2 separate regions of the Homo sapiens genome follow, and region 1 is linked to region 2. A link is an interaction called in ENCODE POLR2A ChIA-PET data of the cell type or tissue named here. Cell type or tissue: A673. All regions are shown on one strand. Links, peaks and the distances in the headings refer to the core of each region. The heading gives the core; the rest is flanking DNA. Region 1 overlaps MIR4300HG (MIR4300 host gene). Region 2 overlaps MIR4300HG (MIR4300 host gene).

Region 1 (12,145 bases), core at 3,776-8,775, 67 kb before region 2:
AATGCTTCTATCCAGTTAGTGAAGGTATCTATCCATACTTGGAGGTACAGGATGCCCTTTGCCTTTGGCATCTGGGTGAAATCCATTTACCAGCCTTTCTGCAGGTAGCATCCTATTGTTTGGGTCCTGAGGGAAAGAAGCCATCAATTGAGGGGATTAGTTTTAAGACAAGTCTTGCAAGCATTAATGACCTGTTTAACCATTTGTATCAGGTTTTTACCTGAGAATGACCTCTGGCTAATTGATAGGTTTTATCCTTACCCAGGTGGAAGGTCTAGTGAAGGCTTTTTAAAAGCTTTCCATTGATTGGCAGCTGGTAGATGAAGCTTGTCATCCTCCAATTGTAGCCATGCTGAGGACTGAGAGATGTATCCCCCAAGAGGTGGCCCATTCTATTTCCGCAGGAGAATATTGAGGTTTTATTTCTCTTATGGAGCCCTCCCAAATCAGAAAGTCTTCAAGTGGAACCAAAATCTGGGGCCCTCTTTCTCCTTATTTAGCTGCTTGGTCTGCCAACCTGTTTCCCTCAGCTATTTCATCCATCCTTTTTTGGTGGCCTTTACAATGTATTACTGCCACTTCCCATAGGAGGAAAACTGAGGATAATAGTCTACTAATTCCTTGATGGTATTTAATGGGAGACCTGTTAGCTATGAAGAGTTCCTGTCTTTCCAGATAGGGACATGCATATGAAAAACTAGGAAAATGTACTTAGAATCTTTATAAATGTTAACTGCTTTCCTTTTGCTTAACTCGAGTGCCCTTGTGAGGGCAATTAGCTTGGCTAGTTGAACACTTGTGCCTGAGGAGAGGGACACATTCTCAACAACATCATTTAGGGTAACTATTACATATACTCTGCTTTATGGATCCCTTATTCTACAAAAGAACTTCCATCCATAGATAATCCAGTCTAGCTTCTCTAAAGGGGTTTCCGTGAGGTCCCCTCTGGTCACATAGGTTTCTACTACTATCTGTTTCCAATCATGTTTGAGTTCCCTACCTTCCTTGAGGAGGAAGGTGGCTGGATTTAGGGAGGGACGAATTCTTAATGGTACTGCAGATCCCTCTAATAGCAAAGCTTGATATCTGAGGAGGCGGTTGTCTGCTAACAAGAGATTCTCCCTTAGAAGACAGTAGTCCTGCCACATTATATGGGGTGTAAACAGTTAAGCTATTCCTCATGGTTAACTTAGTAGATTCTGGTACTAGCAACGCTATCACTGTGACTGCCTGGAGGCAGGCTGGTCATCGACTGGCTACCAAATCAAGCTCTCTACTTAGGTAGCCCACAGGCTGCTAGGCTGGACCCTGGGCCTGGGTTAGAACTCCCAGGGTCATTTCCTTCCTTTCTGACACATAAAGATTAAAAGTCTTTCTATGGGAAGATTAAGGGGGCTGGTGCCTTAAGCAAGGACAAAGACCTGTCTAGTCTCCGGTTTCCAAATTAGAGGGTGAGTTTTAGCTGCCTCAGTCTCGTTAACTAGGTGATATAAAAAAAAACAAGCCATTTCACTGTACCCAGGTATCCATAGTCTGCAGAATCCTGTAATTCCCAAGAATCCTCTCAGTTGCTTGAGGGCTTAGGGGAGGGGAAAGGAGGAGATGGGCTTAATTCTTTATTTACCTAATGCCCTGGTCCCCTCTGACAAGACCAGACCTAGATACTTCACTGAAGTCTGACAGAGCCGAGCTTTAGATTTTGAAACCTTATTTCCTCTGTTACCCAGAAAATTAATAAGAGCCTTACTGTCCTCCTGAGAGTTTTCCTCAGTTGGGGCACAGAGGAGAATGTCATCTATGTATTATAAAACTTTAACCTGAAGAGAAAGGAACTCAGAGAGGCCTTTTGACAATGCCTGCTCAAACAAGTCGGGGCTGTCTCAGAATCCCTGACATAACATTGTCCAGGTTAGCTGGGTAGTCTGGTTGGAGGGATCCTCAAATGAAAACAAATACTGGGAGTTGAGGTATAATGGTATGCAAAGGAAGGCATCCTTTAGGTCCAGGACTGTGAACCATTTAGTCCCCTCAGGTATTTGAGCTAGTAGAGCATATGGAGTGGGAACCACTGGGTGAACTGGAACCACAGCCTCATTAATGAAGTGGAGGTCCTGGACCAGTCTCCATTCCTTCTTGGGCTTTTATACTCCCAATATCTGGGTATTACAAGGGCTATAGCAGGGTTTGAGGAGGCCCTTCAACCTTAAATATCGATGATGGCTTCCATTCCTTTCCTAAGTTCTGGTTTCAGGAGATACTGTTTCTGGTTAGGAAAGGAGGTGGGATCCTTATGATGGATCCAGACCACTATGGCAGTTGTGTGTGGCTCGGCCAATTTTCCCTCGAATTGCCCAAATTTCTGGGTTAATATTGGTCTTTACTACGGGGAGACAAAGAGTTTTTCCTGGGGCCATCAGGATGGTGGTCCCCATGTGAGCCAGAATATCCCTGCCCAACAGAGGAGTTAGGCTTTCAGGCAAAATTAGAAAGGCATGGGTGAACAAGTGGTCTCCCCAACTACAACTAAGGGACTGGGAAAAACATCAAGTTAAAGGCCTTCCTGAGACACTCCTCACTGTTGTGCTAAGAGAGGAAGGGGGCCTGGATTGGTGAGGAGAACCAAAAGACCCACTCCAGAATTTCCAGAATTTTGATTTCCAGAATTACCTGGGGTTCTTGTATGGTAATGGTGGTCTGGACCACTGGAGCCAGTGGGGAGGAGCCCTGGAACCCATCAGTCCTGCTGGACCATTTGAGAGATTGGCTCTGGACCCAGTGACCAGGGTCCCCTGGAACAGTCTGCCTTCCAGTGGTTCCCATTGCAGATTAGACAGGGTCGAGGTGGCTTCCTCATGCTGCCTGGGAAATCCTTCCTAAAGTGCCCTGGCTTGCCATATTGTAGCAGTTAACAGGGGCACTTCAGGGATTCTGGGGTTTGTGGGCTTTGTAGTAGTCATTAAAGCCTCTGCCACTTTCCTGTGTCTCCTTTCTCTCCCCTGGGCCTCCTGTCTCTGTTGTAAAAGACCAAGGTGACCACTTTCAGGAGGTTCTCTAAACTACTATCTGGTCCAGGGCCTGTTTCTATAGCTTCCTCCTGATATCAGAGGCTGTCTGCGTAATAAATTTATCCTTTAGGATTAGTTGTTCCTCTGCTGAATCAGGAGATACAGAGGTGTGCTTTACCAGGGTCCCTCTTAGCCTTTCCAGAAAGGCAGTGGGGTTCTCATCAAATCCCTGGTCTATCATAGATAGCTTGGTAAAATTGAGAGGCTTAGTTCTAGCCCCACATAAGCCCTCCATTATGCACACTGAAAGTGTTTCCTCTTCTATTCTTCCATCTCATCACTGGGAGCCTATTTAGAGCCCTCTGATGGTACCACTTCTCTTCCAGTTAAATAAAGTTTGTCCCTTTCCCTGATACTATATGACATACAAAGCTCATCCTCAAATCTCTCTGCTGTTTGCAGAGCAGCCTGCCTCTCAGTTTTAAGCAGGGTTTGATTCAAAAGTAACAACATCTTTCAGGGAGAGTTCAAATGCTAGAGTTAAATTCTAGAAAGCCTCTATATATCTGTCAGGATCATCTGAAAACTTGCCAAGACCCCCTTAATTTTTCTGAAGTCCTGTAGAGTGAAGGGGATCTGGACCTTACCGGGGCCAAATTCAATAGGAATCTGTTGGAGGGGCAAGAGTGAGGCTGGGGCTTGTCTAGGGTGAGGAGTTCTAGAAGGGGGCAAGCAAGAGAGAGAAACTGGATAGGGAGGACATGGTGGACCCAGAGGAGCAGGGCCAGAGGGAGCTGGCTCCCCTGTTAGAGGTGCCTCTGGGGCTTGTTTCTTTAGTTCCCTGGGATTTCCCCTTGCAGCCTCTCCTGAGATGGCAAACAGGAGGGTTGGATCAATCCTACATTGGTGGAAAAGGCCTGGATTACCTGGCAAGGTAAGAAAGGCCTGCGCATATGGGGCCTCAGATCATTTGCCCTCATGTTTACAGAAAAGATCCAACTACTGGATGGTATCAAAATGAATAGCTCCTTCCAGAGGCAGATCATAATTTCCTGCAGATCATAATTTGGCCAAACATTTGTGCAAAAGGCTATGAAGTATATTTCCTCCAGAGTCTGAGGGTCAAACAGTCCCAGTGATTCAGGATACACTCCAGAGGAGTATAAACTGAGGATGGTCAAGATGGTTGGTTGCTTGTTCTGAAAGAAAGAGAAATAGGCATCTCTCATTTCCTTCCGCCTTTCAGCAAAAACCCAGTGTGTGAAGAAGAGAAAAAAGGGTATCCCCCTTTTTGTCTTTCATCTTTTTATCCCCTTTTTAACCCCAAATTGCACATGGGTGCCAGTGCAACATGCATCCATGAGGCAAGGGGGCGGCTAGAGGATAGGAATTATTTGCACTCACCTACGCCTCCATTCCCCCTACTGCTGGAAACTTTTGGGTTCCCTGGGCCTCATCTATGCCATGGAGCATGGCCTTCTTACATGAAACAAGGACTTAATAGGCAGGAATTAGTCCTGCCCATCTATGCTTTGCCTTTTGCCTGCCTTTGGATCCCTTAGATCTAGTTTTCCTTTCTAGGGCTTCAACCTGAAGCTTGGAATCAAGTTGAGGACAAAAAGGTGTCTTGGGGGATACATGGATTCGTTTAGATTAAGTCCCAGGGGGCCTTGCCACATTTTCAGTCATCAGCCAGCAGGGTCGCTCCTCCACTGCTTCCCTACCACAAGCAGAGTTCAAAGGTAGGAAAAAACTTCCCCTTGAATAGAAAAAGAAAAAACAGCTTAAGCACAAGTGGGGGACGCTGGGGGAAGAACCTCTTGCTCTACGCAAATGGATTCTTTTAATCACTGTAACCTTCCTCTGGTTTGGAAGGAGCTAGACCCCTTGGCCAGGGGAGGAAAGACTCTGTGGGCACGTGGCAGGAGGGGTTGGCAAGTGGGAAACACTGGTCAACTAACCGTGTGGGGCCCCCGAGTCTGGTCTGGGGCTCCTGCGGTGGCCATGGATCCTTGCCACCCCTCATGGCCGTTAGCTGCGCCATGTGCATGCTGTGTACACACCCAAGCACCCAAGCTGGGAGAGGGAGCAAAGGAGAGCCGCCATGTGCTGTGCATGCCTGCAGCTGATGGAGTGGATGTTGGAGTAGCATCTCTAAGAAAAGATGGAAATTGCATTGTTCTGAATTGCATATCTGATGGCTTAGCCAAATGCTCATTCTACCGAGTAATATTCCTGCAGGTTGTAGCAATATAACCTTAACATTATAAAAGGAGAGAAAGGAGTCATTTCAAACTGTGAAAGAAGAAAGGAAAAATATCATAGAAGACTCTGGGGGTATTAGCTGACACCCTAATAGGTGGTTGGGGATTAAGCCAAGTCTAGGGTTCTTCCTGCAACACTGGGGAGTGTTGCTCAGCCAGATGCCTTCAATTGCCCCAGGACTTTATTTCAGTCCCACATGACAGCTAGACCTCTGTGAAGAAAAATGGAGCCAACATTCCTTTCACCCAAAAGAGAGAGGGGGCAGGTTCACATCCTGTCCTCCATAGCTGTGTCATTCACCCTTAAGTGACGACTCAGAGTTTCGATGTGTCATTTGCCTTCAGAGGAAAGTCTGAGGACAAGAACTTTTGGGGAAAAAAAAGCAGAGTAAGATCTGCATTTACTCACTCTTCTGATGAATCCCACATGAGCCCCCAAATGATGCAGGATATTTTCTTGACCCCTTCACAGGACTCGCGACAGGGTGTCCTGATTACTCAGCCTGAAGTGTTCAACTCTTCATGGGAGGGAGCGCATGAGCAAACAAGTGTGGGAACCAGCAGGCTGCTTTGGTGCCAGCAGGAGAAAACTTTGTTTACTGGAGCCCGCCATGCCCCACCCCTCACGGGAGTCCTTTGCCTTCCAGCTGTATTCACTTAAGAACATGATTTCCTTTCTGGATATTGTTACCAATACCTTCCACTTATTCCATTAGGCCTAGAGATGGTAATCCTTTGTTACTATTTTGTCTTTGCAGTTCTCCAACACTCAAATTCTATAGTTGACCACCTTTAAAATAAACTTTCCTCAAATAATCCAATTTCAAGTGTGCCATCTGTTTCCTATTGGAACCCTTCCTGATACAGATGGTTTCCTGGAAAAGACATCCAAAATGAAGAAAATGAGGAAAGTACAAGGTTTAATAATTGGTGTAGGAAGAGGAAAGATCATGTATGAATGCATATCAGGGGGCCAGAATAAATGTGACTTATGTGAAAGCAAACTGAAAACTAAGATTTCTATGCAATCAGTGGATAATGAATATGATTATGACAACAACAATGATAAAAGCTGTCTTGAGTTAGCAGAGGCTTTGACTAGCGCAGGGAGTGGAGAAACTAAAATCAAGTTTGGAACCAGGAAAGGAGCAAGTATTGAGTCAGCAACATTGGCAAAGGTAAGATACTAGGCTATGTATAGAAAGGTGGCCTCGCACCATGGGTGGATGTCAGTTTGTGGTACAAGGGAAACATTTCTGGGAAGGAAGTCAATATTTCAAACTGGTTTTTCATAAATATAGTCTGTGCCTGGGCTTTCTGATAAATCATGCTTTCTGCCACATTAGTCATGCACCTATTTATTGCACGTAATGGTGGTGGTGAAAGCTGAATTACTCTAAATGTGATAAAGATGATACTGGGGAGATGATGGGGTGATAGTGGTGACACAATTCAGAGTAATGGTGAAGAAAGTGCTAGTGTTGGGAACAGGAAGGTTAGTGAGGAAGACTTAAGATTGGCGTTCTATCTTAAGATGAGTGAGGTGGAACCAGGTTATAGAATCAAAGAAAGTGCTTGAGTCATTTCTGTTTCTCTATAGTTATATTAAGAGCAATGGCAAATGAAGATGATCATGACAACAACAGTGATAAAGACTCTCCTGAGTTAGCAGAGGCTGTGACTAGGGTAGGGAGTGGTGAAACTAAAATCAAATTTGGAAAGAGGAAAGGAGCAAGTATTGAGTATTATTCATATTAAAAGCAATGGCAAAAACTGCAGTTACTTTTGCACCAACCTAATAAAATGATAGCAGTACAGATTGAGCACTCAGTTGAGAGAGTACAACGATGAGCCCAGTGTCACTGAACTAAGATACTGCTGAAGTGAATAAGCAAATTTGATAAAATTCCCAACACCCCATCATTTTATATGGGTCTGTAATTTCCTGCCTCTTCATTCAATAGTGATGAGACATATCACATACTGCATTAATGCTACTGAATGTGCCCTCTTTCTTTTTGCTGATTCAGTAGCTCAGAAAACTACTTCTCTACCTATAACTTGTTCAGAGAAACTAAGCCCTCTTTAAAAGCATTGATTATAGATAAGAAATTCACCATCATATGCAAGAATAGTAAGAGTTCTAAATAGGCTTAATCTATTTAGGTTAAATAGTTTAGAGGTTGAAACATAATATTCTCCAAAAAAGAAAAATAAAATTAGAATTGATTGTCTACAATATGCCTTGGCTTGTGCTATGTGTATTAATTGTATTATTTTCATCTTTGTAGTATTTTAATTACTTTTTATCAATAGGGTAGCCATCTAAATTGGATGATGCTCATAGTATAATGGTCGTTAAATAACTTGACTGTTAACTCAGTACATAAAAGCCCTTGAAGATAAATATCTAATATTCTTCTGATGTTATTTGAGAAGCAAAATTTAAAAATATATCCTAGTCATAGAGAGAGAAGTCAATAATTGAAGGAATCATTAGACTTCCTGGTCAGTTCAAAAAAGTTCATGTACCTCAAACGGTGGCTGAAATGCTTTCCTACTTTGATAAACATTTATTAAGTATCTACTGTGTTTCAGACAGTATACTAGGTGCGATAAAGATATGTAAACTTCAAAAAATATTAAGTCATTAAAATCTAAATCAATCATATTATTTTCAGCAATAGAATGGAGTAAATAGGCTTTGGAGACTAGCCTGGAAATGCTACTCAATATCTTGGATTTTATTACCTTCAAAACTCAGGCAGCTTTTCAAAAGCAAAGAAATGACTACGAAAATAATGTTTATTAACTGTGGCAAGTAGTTTAACTCTCATATTTTATTTTATGATCATAAGAATTGAAAGGAGGGATAGTTTAGGTCAGTGCTTCCCAAATATTTTCACACTGTGGTACATAAAAAATTATATTTATACAGTATATTTGAGAAAACCAGGAGTTCGAGTGTATGTTTATCTTTTTGCCTTATACAAACACTATCATGCAGGAGATTCCCTGTAATTATTTCCTGTGTTCAGTTACTAGTTTCTTTCTTTCTATGTATCATGTCTGTTTATTTTTTTCTTTATCCCTTCTCTTTTTATGTTAACACAGATGAAGCAAATATTTATTTCAGTGTTTTGTTGATGATTTTTGCAACTATATGAAACTTGGCTTTTTAAATATTAGGTTTATATGGAAAAGTATTATTTGGAGGCCAAGGTGGGCGGATCAACTGATGGCAGGAGTTCAAGACCAGCTTGGCCAACATGGTGAAACCACGTCTCTACTAAAAAATGCAAAAATTAGCTGGGCATGGTGGTGCACACCTGTAATCCCAGCTACTCAGGAGGCTGAGGCAGGAGAATCACTTGAACCCAGGAGGTGGAGGTTGCAGTGAGCTGAGATGATGCCATTGCAGTCCAGCCTGGGCGACAGAGCAAGACCCTGTCTCCAAAATAAATAAATAAATAAAATAAAAAATATTAAATATTCTAACCCTAATTTTTTTTCACATTTTGATAAGAAATTTGAGTTTATTACTATAAACATAATTTTGGCAAATAATATTTATATTTACAAAATTTTATAACACTTTTATAAGTCATTTTTTAAATGACATAAATTCCAGGTCAAACTATTTAAAATTAACATTACTTTAACAAACTAATATGGTTTATTTATTATAAAATTATATTTATGTATTGTAATATTTGTTTTATCAAATGAAAGTATACAAAAGATTTACAAAAAATGCTGTTGCATTCCAACCCCACACCTTCCTACTCTCCTGGTTACCCCTCCCAAAGATGACCTCTTTCAAGTCTTTTAAAATAATGTATGTTTTATTTTCATTAATAAAATTCAGAAATTATCTTTTGAATTGCTGTGAAAGTGCCTGTGAATTTTCTAATTGAAAAATGCCATCCCTTCTGCCTCCCCTCTCCCATTGTCTCAATATCATTATTTCGTATTTATATTATATAGACTGTGTTTACATTATATGAAATGATTATATGAAAGATTATTTATAAACTGAGAATTGAAGTATATTTAATTATATTTCCTTTTCTACTTTTTGTTTTTCCTGAACAAATACTTGTCATTTTTGTTATTTGCTTATTTTGTTTGTACTCTTCCTGTATATTCTAAAATCGCCTCAAAACAATTTTTCAACAACTTCAGTCTCACTACGTAATCTGTCATTTCCTGTTTTCTCTTGGAGACTTTCCCGTTAGTGATGGCCATTCTCCTCACTGGGCCGAGAGTTCACTAGCCTTGTTGCACAGTTTGATTTTCTTTTGACCACACTGACCCTGTCCGGAATGGCCACATTGGGCACTGGGTTTATGTATCTTCTTGCCTTATATAATTGTTCTAATGGAGGTGATTCACTACGATTATTTTCTGTGTTCAGTTACTTGTTTCCTTCTTTGTTATGTATCATGTCTTTTTTGTTGTTATTTATATATGCCACCTTCCTTTTCTCTTTTAACACAGAATAACCAAATATTTATTTTAGTGTTTTGTTGAGGATGTTTGCAACTATGTTCCTTAGAGACATCACTCGGAAATATATTTTTTTTTCTTCTACTGCCTTTTACTGGCTTTGGTATCAGAGTATTACTGGTCTCATAAGATGAGTTTGGAAGTACTCCCTCATCCTCAGGTTTCTGGAAGATTTGCGAAGGATTCTTGTTACTTCTTCTTTAAATGTTCGGTAGGATTCACCAGTGAAACTCTCTGGCCCTGGACTCTTTATTGTTGGGAGGATTTTGATTACTGATTAAATATACATACTTATTTTCCTGCTCAAATTTTCAACTTCTTCATGATTCAGTTTTAATAGATTGTATGTTTCTGGCATGTATTCAATTATCCTAGGTTATTCAATTTGTTGGTATAGAATAGTTCAGTTTGTTCTGATCCATTTTATTTCTATGGCATTAGTTATAATGGCTTCTCTTTCACTTCTTTGCATTCTGCCTCTTTGCATTTATTTTTGATTCACATAATAATTGTAAAAACTCTTTTTCTGTCAGTTGTCTCTTCCTTGACATTATGGGCACACAAAGAAAAATCCTGAATTCTTTATAAGAGTTTGATGAAAGCTACTAATGTCCCATTATGGATCTTGTTTTACAAAATAGTCCAATGAATCTATATGGTAATTGAATTGAATTATATACAATAAATTTTATTCAATTAAAATTAAGTAAATGTTCCCTTTATTCTTAGCAATATTCATAAGGAAATACAAAAATATATGTAATGTCATTCCTTAAAATATTTAAGAGTCAAAGCACTAAAATTAGGTACAATGAACGCTGACCGTGTAAAGAGGATTAATTTTATATTTTCCACATGGGGAAATCTGTTTCATAAGCTTTTCAAAAGCTCCAGTTTTTCTAACATTTCAAAGACAAAAGAATTCCACATTTTATCTATTTTTTTTTTCATTTCTGCTTGCAAGCTGATAAAGTCTTTCCTGAACTCACATCTGTCTCTTCATTCATTGTTATAAACTGCCCGGAATAATCAACAAACTGTAGCATTCTAGTTCTTTTTAAGTTCTTCTCATAGAGATATGGGTTCAGTAGGTATATAATCTACTTTCCCAGTTAATGCAGGAGGTATTATTACTAAATATTTTTCCATTGTGTGCACAAGTCTTCAACTTTCTAGTTTTTGATACAATTTTCCTAGCTGTTTTTCAGTCAATCAACTAAGCCAGTAGCAGGTAGTTTACCTAATGTTACAGCAGCACACCCTTTAGATAAAACTAACAGATGTAATTATTATTAATTAAATTTTCTGTTTTTGCACATAGCTTATTTTTTTGCCGATGTAGCAATTCCAAACAGGTATTTTTCATGTGACCTTTTTCATGGTGATTGGGAACAAAGCCACTTACATTTTGTGGCTCTGCCATTGCTTAAAAAAGGGGTTAGAGGCCAAAACCTGTTTTTATATAACTCGTGAGCTGGGAATGAATTTTATGTTTTTTAATAGTTGAAAAAAATCAAAAGAAGAGTAATACTTTGAGAAAAATAGTACATTTTAGTGTCCATCAATAACATTTTATTAGAATGTTAATTTGTTTACATATTGTCTAAGGTTGCTGCTTTTATTCTAAAATGAGAGTGGAGTAGTTCTGACAGAGACTGGTAACTGTTTGGTCCTCAAATCCTAAAACATTTATTACCTGGTCCTTTACAGAAAATATCTGTCATTCTCTGCCTTTGAGATTCAAAGGAGTGTGTGTGTGTGTGTGTGTGTGTGTGTGCGTGCACACCTGTGCATGTGTGTGATGTGATTCCTGCTTCCCAGCAACGTTACTCTATAGAAAAAATGTACAACATTTTGTTGGGTAACTAGCTACCTTTGCAGTGGTCTGATTCAAAACCCTACTCCACAAACCTTTAAATTGACAATACCCTTTTCCCCTTGTCTCTTACTTCACCATGGTAATCAATTTAATTGGATTAATATCCTGCCTCATAATAAAATATCAAATATAAATGACTCAGGGATGCAGCAGCATACTATGGCCTTAAAATGAATGTAACCAATGGTTTATATAAAAACAGCTCATAGATTCTAGCCTTGAGCTGGTTTTTCATGGGGGTAAATGTCAACTACCATGAGCCAGAGACTTTTATGTGAGTTACCTTATTTACTCAGGACAACAAATAAAATAGATGTAACTATTCTCTTTTATAATTGTGGGATATGGGGTTCAAAGAATTTAACCAAATTCCTCAAGAGTGTATAGGTAGGTGGAAAGTGATAAGATCAAAATTCAATATTAAATTTTGCATATTACCTCAGCCTATGTTTTCACCATTTCCCCAATTGTGATAACTGTTCAAA
Region 2 (12,145 bases), core at 4,135-9,134:
ATGAAACCTTTGGCAAAGCCTATGTCCAGAACAGTATTTCCAAGGTTTTTGGCTAAGGTTCTTTTTATAGTTTTAGGTTTTACATTTAAGTCTTTAATCTATCTTGAGTTAATTGTTATACAGTGAAAGAAAGGGGTCCAATTTCAATCTTCTTCATATGTCTAGCCAGTTTTTCCAGCATCATTTATAGTGAGTCCCTTTCCCATTGCTGGTTATTGTTAACTTTGTCGAAGGTCAGATGGTGGTAGATGTGCAACTTTATTCCTGGATTCTCTAACCTGTTCCATTGGTCTATGTGTCTGTTTTTGTACCATGCTGTTATGGTTACTGTAACCTTATAGTATAGTTTGAAGTCAAGTAGTGTGATGCCTCCAGGTTTGTTCTTTGTGCTTAAGGTTGCTTTTACCATTCAGACTCTTTTTTTGTTCCATATGAATTTATAATAGTTTTTTTTCTAATTCTATAAATATAACATTGGTACTTTGATGGGAATAGCATCAAATCTGTAAATTGCTTTGGGCAGTATGGCTATTTTAACAATATTGGTTCCTTCTATCCATGAACATGGAATGTTTTTCCCTTTGTTTTTGTCATTTCTGATTTCTTTCAGCAGTGTTTTGTAGTTCTCCTTGTAGAAATCTTTCACCTCCCTAATTAGTTGTATTCCTAGGTATTTTATTCTTTTTGTGGCTGTTGTGAATGGGATTGCATTATTTATTTGGCTCTCAGCCTGAACCTTATTAATGGATAGAAATGCTACTGAATTTGTACCCTGAAACTTTACTGAGGTTGTTTATTGGTTCTAGGAGAATTTGGGAAAAGACTATGGGGTTTTCTTGGATGGGATTATCACCTGTGAAGTGATACCGTTTGAATTTCTCTCTTACTATTTGGATGCATTTCTTTTTTTTTTTCTCTTGCCTGATTGCACTGGCTAAGACTTCCAGTACTATCTGAATAGGAGTGGTAAGAGTGGATATTTTTGTCTTGTTCCAGTTCTCAAGAGGAATGCTTCCAGCTTTTGCTCATTCTGTTTGATATTGACCGTGGGCTTGTCATACATGGCTATTATTATTTTTAGGTATGTTCTTTCGATGCCTAGTTTAGTGAGGATTTTTTTTTTTTTTAACATGAAAGGATGCTGAATTTTATCAAAAGCCTTTTCTGCATCTGTTGAGATGATCATGTGGTTTTTATTTCTAGATCTGTTTATGTGATGAATCACATTTACTAATTTGCATGTTTTGAACCAACCTTGCATCTGAGAAATAGAGTCTACTTGGGCATTGTGCATTAGCTTTTTGATGGGATGCTGGATTCAGTTTGCTAGCATTTTTGCAACTATGTTTATCAGGGGTATTCACCTGAAGTTTTCTTGTTTCATTGTGTCTCTGCCCAGTTCTGGTATCTCAATGATGCTGACCTCACAGAATGAATTAGGGAGGATCCCTTCCTTCTTTACTTTTTGAGAATAATTTCAGTAGAATTGGTACCAACTCTTCCTTATACAGCTGGTGAAATTTGGCTGCAAATCCATCTGGTCCAGGGTTTTGTCTGGTTGGTACCTTTTTTATTACTGATTCAATTGTCAAACTTGTTATTGGTCTGTTCAAGGTTTCAATTTCTTCCTGGTGCAGTCTTGGGAAGTTATATGTTTCCAGGAATTTATACATTTATTCCAGGCTTTCTAGTTTGTGAGCTTCTCTATCTCATTCAGTTCAGCTCTCATTTAGGTAATTTCTTTTCTTTCTACCTTTGGGGTTGGTTTTTTCTTGTTTTACTAGTTTCTGAACATATGATATTAGGTTATTAATTTGAGATTTTTATAACTTTTTGATGTAGGTGCTTAGCACTATGAACTTTTCTCTTAACACTGTTTTAGCTGTGTCCCACTTCTGTGTCCCAGAGCTGTGTCTCTGTTATTTTTCATTAGTTTCAAAGAATTCCTTGATTTCTACGTTAATTTCATTTTTAAATCAAATGTCAAAAGGAAAGGGATGGGGAAACATCTATCAAGTACATGGAAAAGAGAAGAGGGTAGAGGTTGCTATTCTTATTTTAGACAAAACATATTTTAAACCAAAAACAATCCAAAAGGACAAAGAATGGCATTACATTATGATAAAGTGTTCAATTCACAAGAAGACGTAATTATTCTAAATATATATTCACCTAACACTGGATATCAGATTCATAAAATAAGCTCTTAGAGACTAACAAAGAAACTTAGATAACGACACAATAATTGTGGGAGACTTCCTGGTTGATAATTTCCATGTAACTGTATGGTTTTGAGAGATCTTCGAACTTATCTCTATTTTTACTGTACTGTGGTCTAAGAGTGTGTTTGGTATGACTTCCATTTTTGTGATTTTTTTGAGAATGACTTTATGGCAGAGCATGCGGTTGATCTTAGAGTATGTGCCATGTGCAGATGAGAAGAATATATATTCTGTTGTTGTTGGGTGGAGTGTTCATAGATGTCTGTTAGGTTAATTTGGTCAAATGTCAAGTATAAGTCTCAAATATCTTTGTTAGCATTCTGCCTCAATTATCTGTCTAACACTGTCAGTGGGGTGTTGAAGTCCTCCACAATTATTGCGTGGTTATCTAAGTTTCTTTGTAGATCTCTAATAACTTATTTTATGAATCCTATACTCCAGTGTTGGGTGAATATATATTTAGGATAATTAAATCTTCTTGTGAATTGAAAACTTTATCATAATGAAATGCCATTCTTTGTCCTTTCGGATTGTTTTTGGTTTAGAGTCTGCTTTGTCTGAAATCAGAGTACCAACTTCTACCCTCTTGTTTTTTTTTTCCATTTGCTTGATAGATATTTCCTCATCCCTTTTCTTTGGGCCTGTGGGTGTCATTGCATTTGAGATGACTCTCTTGAAAATGGCATACTATTAGAGCTTACTTCTTTATCCAACTTGTCACTTTGTACCTTTTAAGGGGGGCATTTATCCCATTTACATTCAAGGTTAATATTGATATGTGAATGCTTGATTATGGCATTGTGTTGTTAGCTGATTGGTATGTAGACCTGATTGTATAATTGCTTTATAGTGACAGTGGGATATGTTGTTAAGTGTGTTTTAATGGTGGCAGGTAGTAGTCTTTTATTTTCAGGTTTAGCATTGTCTTAAGAACCTTTTGTTTGGGAGATCTGGTAGTAATGAATACCCTTAGCATTTTGCTTGTCTGAAAAGGATTTTATTTCTCCTTCACTTATGTAGCTTAACATGACTGGATATGAAGTTCTTGGTTGGAATTTTTTTTAAGGATGCTGAATATAGGCCCCCAATATCTTCTGGCTTGCAAGGTTTTTGCCAAAAGGTCTGTTGTTAGCCTAATGTGATTCCCTTTGTGCATGACCTGACCCTTCTCTCTAGCTGTCTTTAACATTTTTTTCTTGTGTGTTACCTTGGAGAATCTAAGGACTACACATCTTGGGAATGGTCCTCTTGTAGAGTATCTCGCAAGGGTTCTTGGAATTTCCTGAATTTGCATTTCAACCTCTCTGTAACAGTTAGAGAAATTTTCATAGACATGATTCTCCAATATGTTTTCCAATTTGCCTGCTGTCTCTCCATCCCTTTCTAGGATTGCAGACATATGGTCTCTACATAATTCCATGATTCTTGAAGATTTCATTGAATTTTTTAAATTGTTATTTTTTTGACTGGTTGTATTGATTCAAAGAATCCACCTTCAAGCTTTGAGACTCTTTCTGCAGCTTAATCTATTCTACTGTTAATACTTTGGATTGTTTTAACATTATGAAATTCGTATAGTTTTTCAGTTCTATCAGATCAGTTTGGCTCTTTCTTAAAATGGCTATTTCATGTCTCAGCTCTTGTATAATTTTATTGGATTCCTTGGATTGGGTTTTAACTTTCTCCTGAATCTTTGCCATCCAGATTCTGAATTCTATTTCTTTCATTTCAACTGTTTCAGTCTGCTTAAGAACCGTTGCTGGGGAGTTAGTACAGTCAATTGGAGGTAAGAGGACACTCTGGCTGGGTCTTTCTTGTCTGTGTTGGATGATATTCCTTCAATGTTTGAAACTGCTGTTCATTAAATAAGGCTTTTTGCTTTTATATTCTTTGGTGCCCTTGAGGGTTTGACTGTGGTATAAATTTGGTTTAGTTAATACACCTTATTTCTTGGATGATTTCAGGAGGCCAAGGCTCAGGTCAGCACTCCTGGGCTGCATATTCTATCCCTGTGAGGCTAGGACCAGGCCTATGGCTGTGTGCTGGTGTGCACTGGGAGGTGTCCATTTTCAACAGCTCTCCAACTGTTAGGTGGGGTCTGCTGGCAAAAAGCTATGATAGTGGCAACTGGCAGGTGTCTCTGCTGTGCAGCTGCAGCTCTGCTGCAAGAAGGTCTTGCCAGGCAGGCATCCTGGGAGAGGCCAGTAAGTGAGGAGGTGCTCAGATCAGACTATTTCCATACCACAAGCAAAATAGCCCTGCTCTGTCCAGATCTGTTGGCCAACAAAGGCTGAAGCCATCTACAGTAATGACGAGCCTTGGGGGATGGGTATGCATGGCCCTACTCCACTACAGCTATTCCTACACAAAACCCCCTGGGCTCTTTCAGGCTGGAGTTCTGTGTCTGCCAACTCTCCTGGCAGATCTCCTTGCCAACTCAAATGTCCATGGGAGTCATGGGCATCACAGAGGTCTGTGATGAGAGTAGGCCACTCCACACCTCTTTTACCCCTTGCCTAGAAGCTGCTCAGGGCCAGGAACAATTCCTGGTGCTTAGCAACTATTGAATGGTTCCTAGCCTCCTCCCCATTCAGCCTGGGTGTGAGTCCTCCCTCCATCCACTGTCAATGCCTTCTTTCTGAAGATCTGTTTGGAGTGTGCTGGTCTTCTTGACAATCTGTTCTCTCAGTAGGAGGACCTCTTTCTGGTTGTGTCAGTTTGCCATCTTGGCTCTTCCATATCTCTCCAAGATACTATCTTAGTTATATTTCACATTTAAGTTTATAATCCGCTTGAATATATTCTTGTATATCGCATGACAAGGGTCCAGTTTCATTTATTTCCACGTGGATATCCAGTGGACACTTCAACACTTATTTAAAAGACTACTTTTTCCCATGTTTTTCAGTTCTAACTTTGTCATATATTAAAAGTTGATTATGTGTGTCTTTCTGTTCTTTTTTCTTCTCCATGTCTTTCTTTTCTTGTGTCAATAATTAACTGTACCTTTTTAAGTGTTGATAATTGATAACACAAATCTTCTAAATTTACACTTCTTTAAGACTGTATGGGTTTTTGGTCTTTTTCCTTTCCATATACATTTTATAATTAACTTCTATGACCCACCCCATACACATACTCCTACTGGGATTTTAATTAGAATCTCAACAAATCTAAAAATCAATTTGCTCAGGATTAACATGTTTACAATATTGTATCTGTCAGTTCAAACACATGAAACTCCCTGTTCTTTATTTAGGTCTTCTGCTATTTTCTCCCAATGTGTTGTAATTCTTTGTGAAAATATCTTACACATCATTTGTTAGATTCATTGAAATACATTTAATATTTTCTCTTACTAAAAATTATGTCTTCGCAATTAAATTTCTAATTGTTGATTGCATATAGAAATTGAAATTTCATATGAAACTTGTAAGTAAATTACTCTTTAATTCACTTAATTTTAATACTTGTTTAATAATTATATTTCTTTTATATACAGACCAATGGCGTTTTTGAATATTAAAAAGTTTTCATTTATTTCTCCTTTTACAATTATTTTGCCTTTTAGCTATTGATTTTTTAAATCTTAGTCATGGCTAGAATATGCTGTATCATAATACATAGAAATGACAACAGTGAGCTTCTATGTTTTGTTGCTGACTCAAGGCAGGACATTTCAGAATTTTTTTAAGAATGACACTGGTTTTTATTGGTACCCAAAATAAAAATTATAAAGTTTCCATCTATTGTTAGTTTCCCAATAGTTTCTATTATAAGTGAGAGTTAAATTTTAACAGTCTCATTTTTTAGCATCTGTTTAGATAATCATAGCCTTTTTCTCCTTTATTCTGATAGTAGTATGAAGTACTTTATCTAGTTTTTAGGTGTTATAAGCAAATCTAGATTCCTAGAATAGGAATAAACTTCATCTTTTTTTTTTTTTTTTTTTTTTTGAGATGGAGTCTCACTCTGTTGCCTAGGCTGGCGTGTGGTGGTGCTATCTTGGTTCACTGCAACCTCCTCCTCCTGGGTTCAAGCGATTCTCCTGCCTCAGCCTCCTGAGTAGCTGGGATTACAGGCACGCACCACCACGCCCAGCTAATTTTTGTAGTTTTAGTAGAGACGGAGTTTCACCATGTTGGTCAGGCTGGTCTCAAACTCCTGACCTTGTGATCTGCCCGCTTCAGCCCTCCAAAGTGCTGGGATTACAGGCATGAGCCACTGCACCTGGCCAAACTTCATCATTATTTTGGGGCATTCTCCTTTTACCTATGGGCAAACTTAGCTATTACTAATTTATTTAGACTTTTTGCATATACGTTCATGGGATAGATTGCACATCTAATAACACAGACTAGTCATACAAGAAACAAAAACTGATAAAACTAAAAGAAGAAACAGGATAATAATTTCTTAATAAATGCAAAGTATTCACAAAATTCATCATTCATTCCTGAGAAGCCTCAACAAACTATAAATAGAATTCAACATCCTCAACCTCATAAAGGGAATCTGTGAAAAATCTACAGATAACTTACCTAATGGTGAAAGTCCAAATTACCCTCCTCCATCAAGGTCAATGATGTCTGCCCTCACCACTTCTATCTAACTTTGTACTGAAGGTTAGTTAATGCCAAAATTCAAGGAAATAAAAATAAATAGTATCCAGATTGTAAAGAAAGATATAAAGCTGATTTTATTCCCTGATGACTAAATCATCTATGTAATCATAATAAATTTATAAAGAAAAGCTTTTACAAAGTTGCAAGATATGAGAACAATATACAGTGATTATACTTATGTATACAGTAATAAAAATCTGAAATTACAATTTAAAAACCATACACTTTATAATATCATCAAATCATTATGTAGGGGTAATTATATGAAAATATACAAGATATATAAAAGTTTGTATGCTAACTAATAATGTGTCTTGCCCACTTCCTGTTTATTAAACACTGGATATGTTCCATATGAGTTTATATTTCTATATCAGAAAACATGGAGTTAATTTTTTTCTCACTCTCAGTGATAACATGAAGATTGAGATATTGCACATGAAAGTTACTAGTATGATATCACATAGTAGGAATTCAATATATGAAAATTGCTGCTTTAGATTTAGTCTCAGCAGGCCACAGAATTTCACTTAAAATAATTTATTTGGAAAAAAAATCAGTGAAGAAACAATTTGCAGAGTTGAGTGCAGGGTTTAGAGAGGTCAATCTGGTGGTAAAAACGGGTATGGCTTTGAAGGGGCAAGAGGAGGAACAGTGCTTCTGGAGCTCAGTGACTTCTGTTACCATACAGGAGGAGATGGCCAACAAGAGGAACAGTTATGAAGTGATTTAGCACTGCTGGAACTGTGGTACTGATTCAAGCAAGGAGGCTCTGACATTTGTTTCCTCTTGTCTTCTGATAATTTGCTAGAGTCCTATTGGGTGAATCTGATCCGAAGCCAGAAGACAGGGAGGTATGGGTGATGCAGTTCTATAAGTCAACCCCTCAAAATATACGGCAGAAAAGAAAAGGACAGAGAGGACAGAAGATGAATCAATCAGGGAACATTAAAAGAAGATAACCTGTACAATTTCTTTCTTTTCTTTCCAGAAAGAAAGAGATACTATGGGTGCCAATGTTCTCAGCTTCATTTGTCTTCAAGCCACCTGGCTCTGTCAAAGTTCAGTACCCTTCAATAATTTGGCCATGTCTGTTAGACAAATGAGGTTGCAAGCTTACTTAATGATACCAGTGGTATATTACCACTTAGAACGCATGCTAATTTTTCAACATTTGACATGAAGTAATTAAAATTCTATGGAGTAACAGGACCTGTCCTAATTTTCTCATTTGTTATGAAATATTATTAAACAAAAGCAAGTATTTCATAGCCACCCGTCAATACAGGTAAGTGGTTTAACAGAAAATTCCAGATGAATAAAATAACCCATTGTGCATGTTGTAAACTGATTGGTGCATTTGGCTAAGCTACACGAACGATATTTCACATTATTCTTTCCTGCGTGTGCATGGTCAAATAGGCGACTTTGCACAGGCAAGGCCCTTTTATCTAAAGGTGACTATTTGTCACCATTACTGATTATTGACACCTTATCTATCCTCCTCAGGTTGGCTCCAATAAAACTCCAATGTCGACTTTTCTGATTTCCCACCTAGAAAAAATAGTTGTTACTTATAGGTAAGCTTAATATTTTATTCCTCTTTTACATTATTTTTCTTCCTATCAGTAATCGAGTCCTGTCAACCACACTCCTCTACTTTATGAACCCTTTCATTTCCTTCCCTCCACCTTTGCCTTACTTTCTGTCAACACTATCTCTTTTCTGAACTCTGTAGTATATTCCTAACTCATCTTGAGTTTCCCATTCACATCTACCCAGCAGAGTGACTTTTCTAAAAACAGCAATAGTAACAATAAACTCCTGTCATAAAACTTTCCTACTTAAAATCTTTTAGTTACTTTTTATTGACATAAAGGCCTATCTCATTAGAATGAGACCAAGAGCTCCTCAGGAGTCATCTCTTAACTTCCCAGCCTCACCTGCCACTTCTCAGAAGCTCTTGAATGCCACAATAGCATTTAGTTTTCTCAATTGGCCCAGTTCTTTCACAGCCCCGTGCCTTTGCATACGGTGTTAACTGTACCCGGAAATCTCAACCCACAACCATGCCAACACCTAGGTCATTATCCTCACCATTTCCTTTGCATTCTTCTAGCTCAGTTCAAGCATTATCCAGTTCATGAGTCTTCCTGAATGCTCCTTTCTCACTCCATATTTTCCCAATCTGTGCATTAAAAGCATATGATTTTCTGTCCCAGATTATAGATAGATGCCAGATATTGAGCATCTTTGAAGGTCAAAATTATATCTATTCTCCTTTCTATCTCCAGCACTCATCACATTGTCTGTCATCTGTGGATGCTCAGTAAATGCCTCCTGGAACAAAAGTAGAATTGAATTCATGGATTCAGTCTATCTAATAATTGAATTTTATTTGCTCTGCCAAGTGTATGGCATAACAAAGGCCCTCTCTTTGAACAAACTTCAGTCAGGCCCATCTATGCCCTTTTCTCAACTAGGCTTCTTCCTTGGGCCTTGTTCTCAGGCTCGTATAGCCAAGTTCTAGTAAGACTCCTGTTAAGTCAGTCTATTGGGAATCTCCACCCTTGATATTTTAGGCCTGCCTTCAGGAAGAACCTCGAGTGAAGTCAGTTTATCAAGACTTCCTCCTATCATTGATGTTTCCTGTTAGTAATTTTCCATCTACTAAACTCCTCCACCTCTCAAATCAACTCCTTGGTTATAAATACCTACTTGTCCTTGCTATATTTAAAACTGATTTCAGTCTTATATAGGGAGGTCTCTTTTCCTCTGTTGCAATAGTTTTTGAATAAAATTTGTGTTATTACTTTCCAGTTCCCGTTTTCTTTAACACTTAGAATTTTGAGTCTCTAAAATGATATTGTTTGATTATATAAGCTTCTTCAATCTGGCTTAACTCATTTTATGGCATAATCTATGAGCATTAAAATAATTTAAGTTAGTAAGCATTACTCTGGTTCTTTAGTATATCCATGTAACCCCAAACTGTACTTTTGTGAGTGGTATTTCCTCTTGCTGAATCATCTAATTATGTTATAGTCAAGAAACCAGTATGGCATGGTAACAAAGAACAGCTAAGTTGTCTGGGACTGACATGAAAATGATATTTATGGGTCACTTCTTGGCCTCCTGTGTGCTGGGCACCAGGTTAAAAATTTAGGATACAATATTAAACTACACAGACAAATTTCACAGCTTTAATGAGAGAGATGAGGGCATAGATAATATAACCAAAAATGATAAGCTCAGACTACAATTTGTCTATGGAAAAACTAAGCAGGGTGATAGGATAGAAAATATTAGGGGAAGGCTATGTTAGTGGGGCTTATCAAAAGAGATGGCTAGTGTATTTAACTAGCAATAAAAAAGGCCTAGTAATTGTCCTGAAATTCATGGTGAATTCAGTTGAAATGTTTTATTGCTGAATGTATATTGCCCTGTACAGCGTGCTAAAATGGTTGAATTCATTTTAAGATACAACTCAAAGTAGAATTCCTTGATTCATTCAGACATTTTTGAATATTTGAGTAAATAAGTTATGGTTTTCCTCCCATGAAACTTAAAATCTACTAGAAGAGATATGATACAAATAATTGTACAAATAATAATTTATTTACAAATAAAAATTTAAAAGCTTTATCACGTCCCAGTGTTTAAAATTAATGAGTCCTACACTGCTATCTTCAATTTAAAAGCTAATAATCACAGCTTTACTAAAATGAGAAAAAAGAAAACATGATGGGAACGTGGTATGTATCATACACTGTGTACAGATGCTTTAACACATGCTATTTCATTTGTTTTCACAATAATACTGTGGATTTGGTGGTATCATCCAAACAATTTTTATTTGAAGTAACTCTGCTGAGAAGGGATAAGGAACATGACCTGGATCACATAACTGTGTGTCAGAGGCAATATTCAAACTCAATTCTGTCTAATCCAAGACTCTTCTCACTTCTTACTTGAAGTACATTCTACTCCAAATAGCAGAAAAACAAGACAATAACAAATTTAAAAAGAAAACCCCTAATTTACTTATTTGTGTGAATAAATGAGGCATTTGAAATTCCAAACTTCCACTTTAGTTTTATCTAGCTTCCACTGAGGGATTCAGATAGATTAGAATTTACAGTTTCTTATACAACAACAAAAACTACAACCTACAAATTATTTAGGTACAACCTAAATTTTCCTGGTAAAACCAAAGATAAGTAGATATTATTGTTATTATTTCCATTTAATTGAAAAAGAATCAAGCCCAGGAATGATGAAATGACTTGTCCAGAATCACACAGCTAATATATGCTGACACCTACACAGACATCTAGAATCTAAAGGCACTGTACTTTATCCAATATGTTCTATAATTTTTCATTGTGTAATGTCTAAATTTCTAACATTTTAAATTTTTATTTATCAGCAAAATGCATGTTTTAAGAATATATTTTGTTTCATTATTAGGTATAAAGTACTTTTTGGTTTTTAAAAAAATTTCTACTGTAAAGCAAGAGATCCTGAAGCTCATATAACAGTTGTTATCCTTAAAATATGCAATGACTTCCAAGTTATCTTGCCAAATGAGTTCAGCAACAAACGCCCTGATGGTCATAACATTAATATAATCATAAAAGTACCATTACATTAATTAGAACTTTGTAAATGCTGTAATTAAGATATTCTGTGACAGCTGTCTTTCCTGTCCCTGAGCGTTCCTAAGAAATCTCCTAACACCACTTATTTCTGAACCATCATCTGCCTAGAGCTGGGAGAAGCCATCTGTTAGTATATTTGAAATGTTAAGTGACAAAGGGGTTTCAAACTATTATATCCCTCAGAATCCTTTTTTAGGGAGAAAAAGAAGCAGCACTTGGAAACCATTTCTCGGTGATTTTTTAGCTAGACCTAGCAGGGAAAAAAACTAGATTTATTTTTAATCTTGCATCAGTGTTAAGTGGTGGAAAAAGTCTGGGATTTGGAGTGAGGTAGATCTGACCTGATTGTTAACAGTATGACCAAAGACAAGTTACTCAGCCTTTCTGAGCCTCAGTTTCTTCATCTTCATGATGGAGAAATATCATAAATGAGGACGTCATGCCTACTTTTCATTATTGTTGAGAAAATAAAAGGATACATTTCAGGTGTAATGCCTTATAAAGTTTCTACCAAAGGCTAATTTTATTTTAAAGTACCATCAGAATGACCTTAAAGAAGATATAGTGCTTGACTTTTTCCAGCTATTTTATGCAGCTTTGGAAAATGTGTTTGTCTTCAAAACTACTTCTCAGGTCC

Evidence for each region. Peaks named below come from ENCODE experiments on the same cell type or tissue, not always from the same donor. Only the 100,000 strongest peaks of a DNase experiment are listed, where the experiment ranks them.
Region 1: POLR2A ChIA-PET joins it to region 2 with 5 read pairs; 2 of 35 experiments call an interaction of 5 or more read pairs at or near these places.

The regions. Positions count from the first base shown.
Region 1 is chr11:81,998,204-82,010,348 of GRCh38, forward strand. The region is part of intron 6 of MIR4300HG (MIR4300 host gene); the gene reads right to left. Among named protein-coding and RNA genes, the nearest start is that of MIR4300, 110 kb to the left of the region's middle. RefSeq lists an enhancer at 4,926-6,125. In A673, for the core only: no CTCF peak of the experiment used is centred there; a DNase peak (open chromatin) is centred at 5,888.
Region 2 is chr11:82,064,721-82,076,865 of GRCh38, forward strand. The region is part of intron 5 of MIR4300HG (MIR4300 host gene); the gene reads right to left. Among named protein-coding and RNA genes, the nearest start is that of MIR4300, 180 kb to the left of the region's middle. In A673, for the core only: no CTCF peak of the experiment used is centred there; no DNase peak of the experiment used is centred there.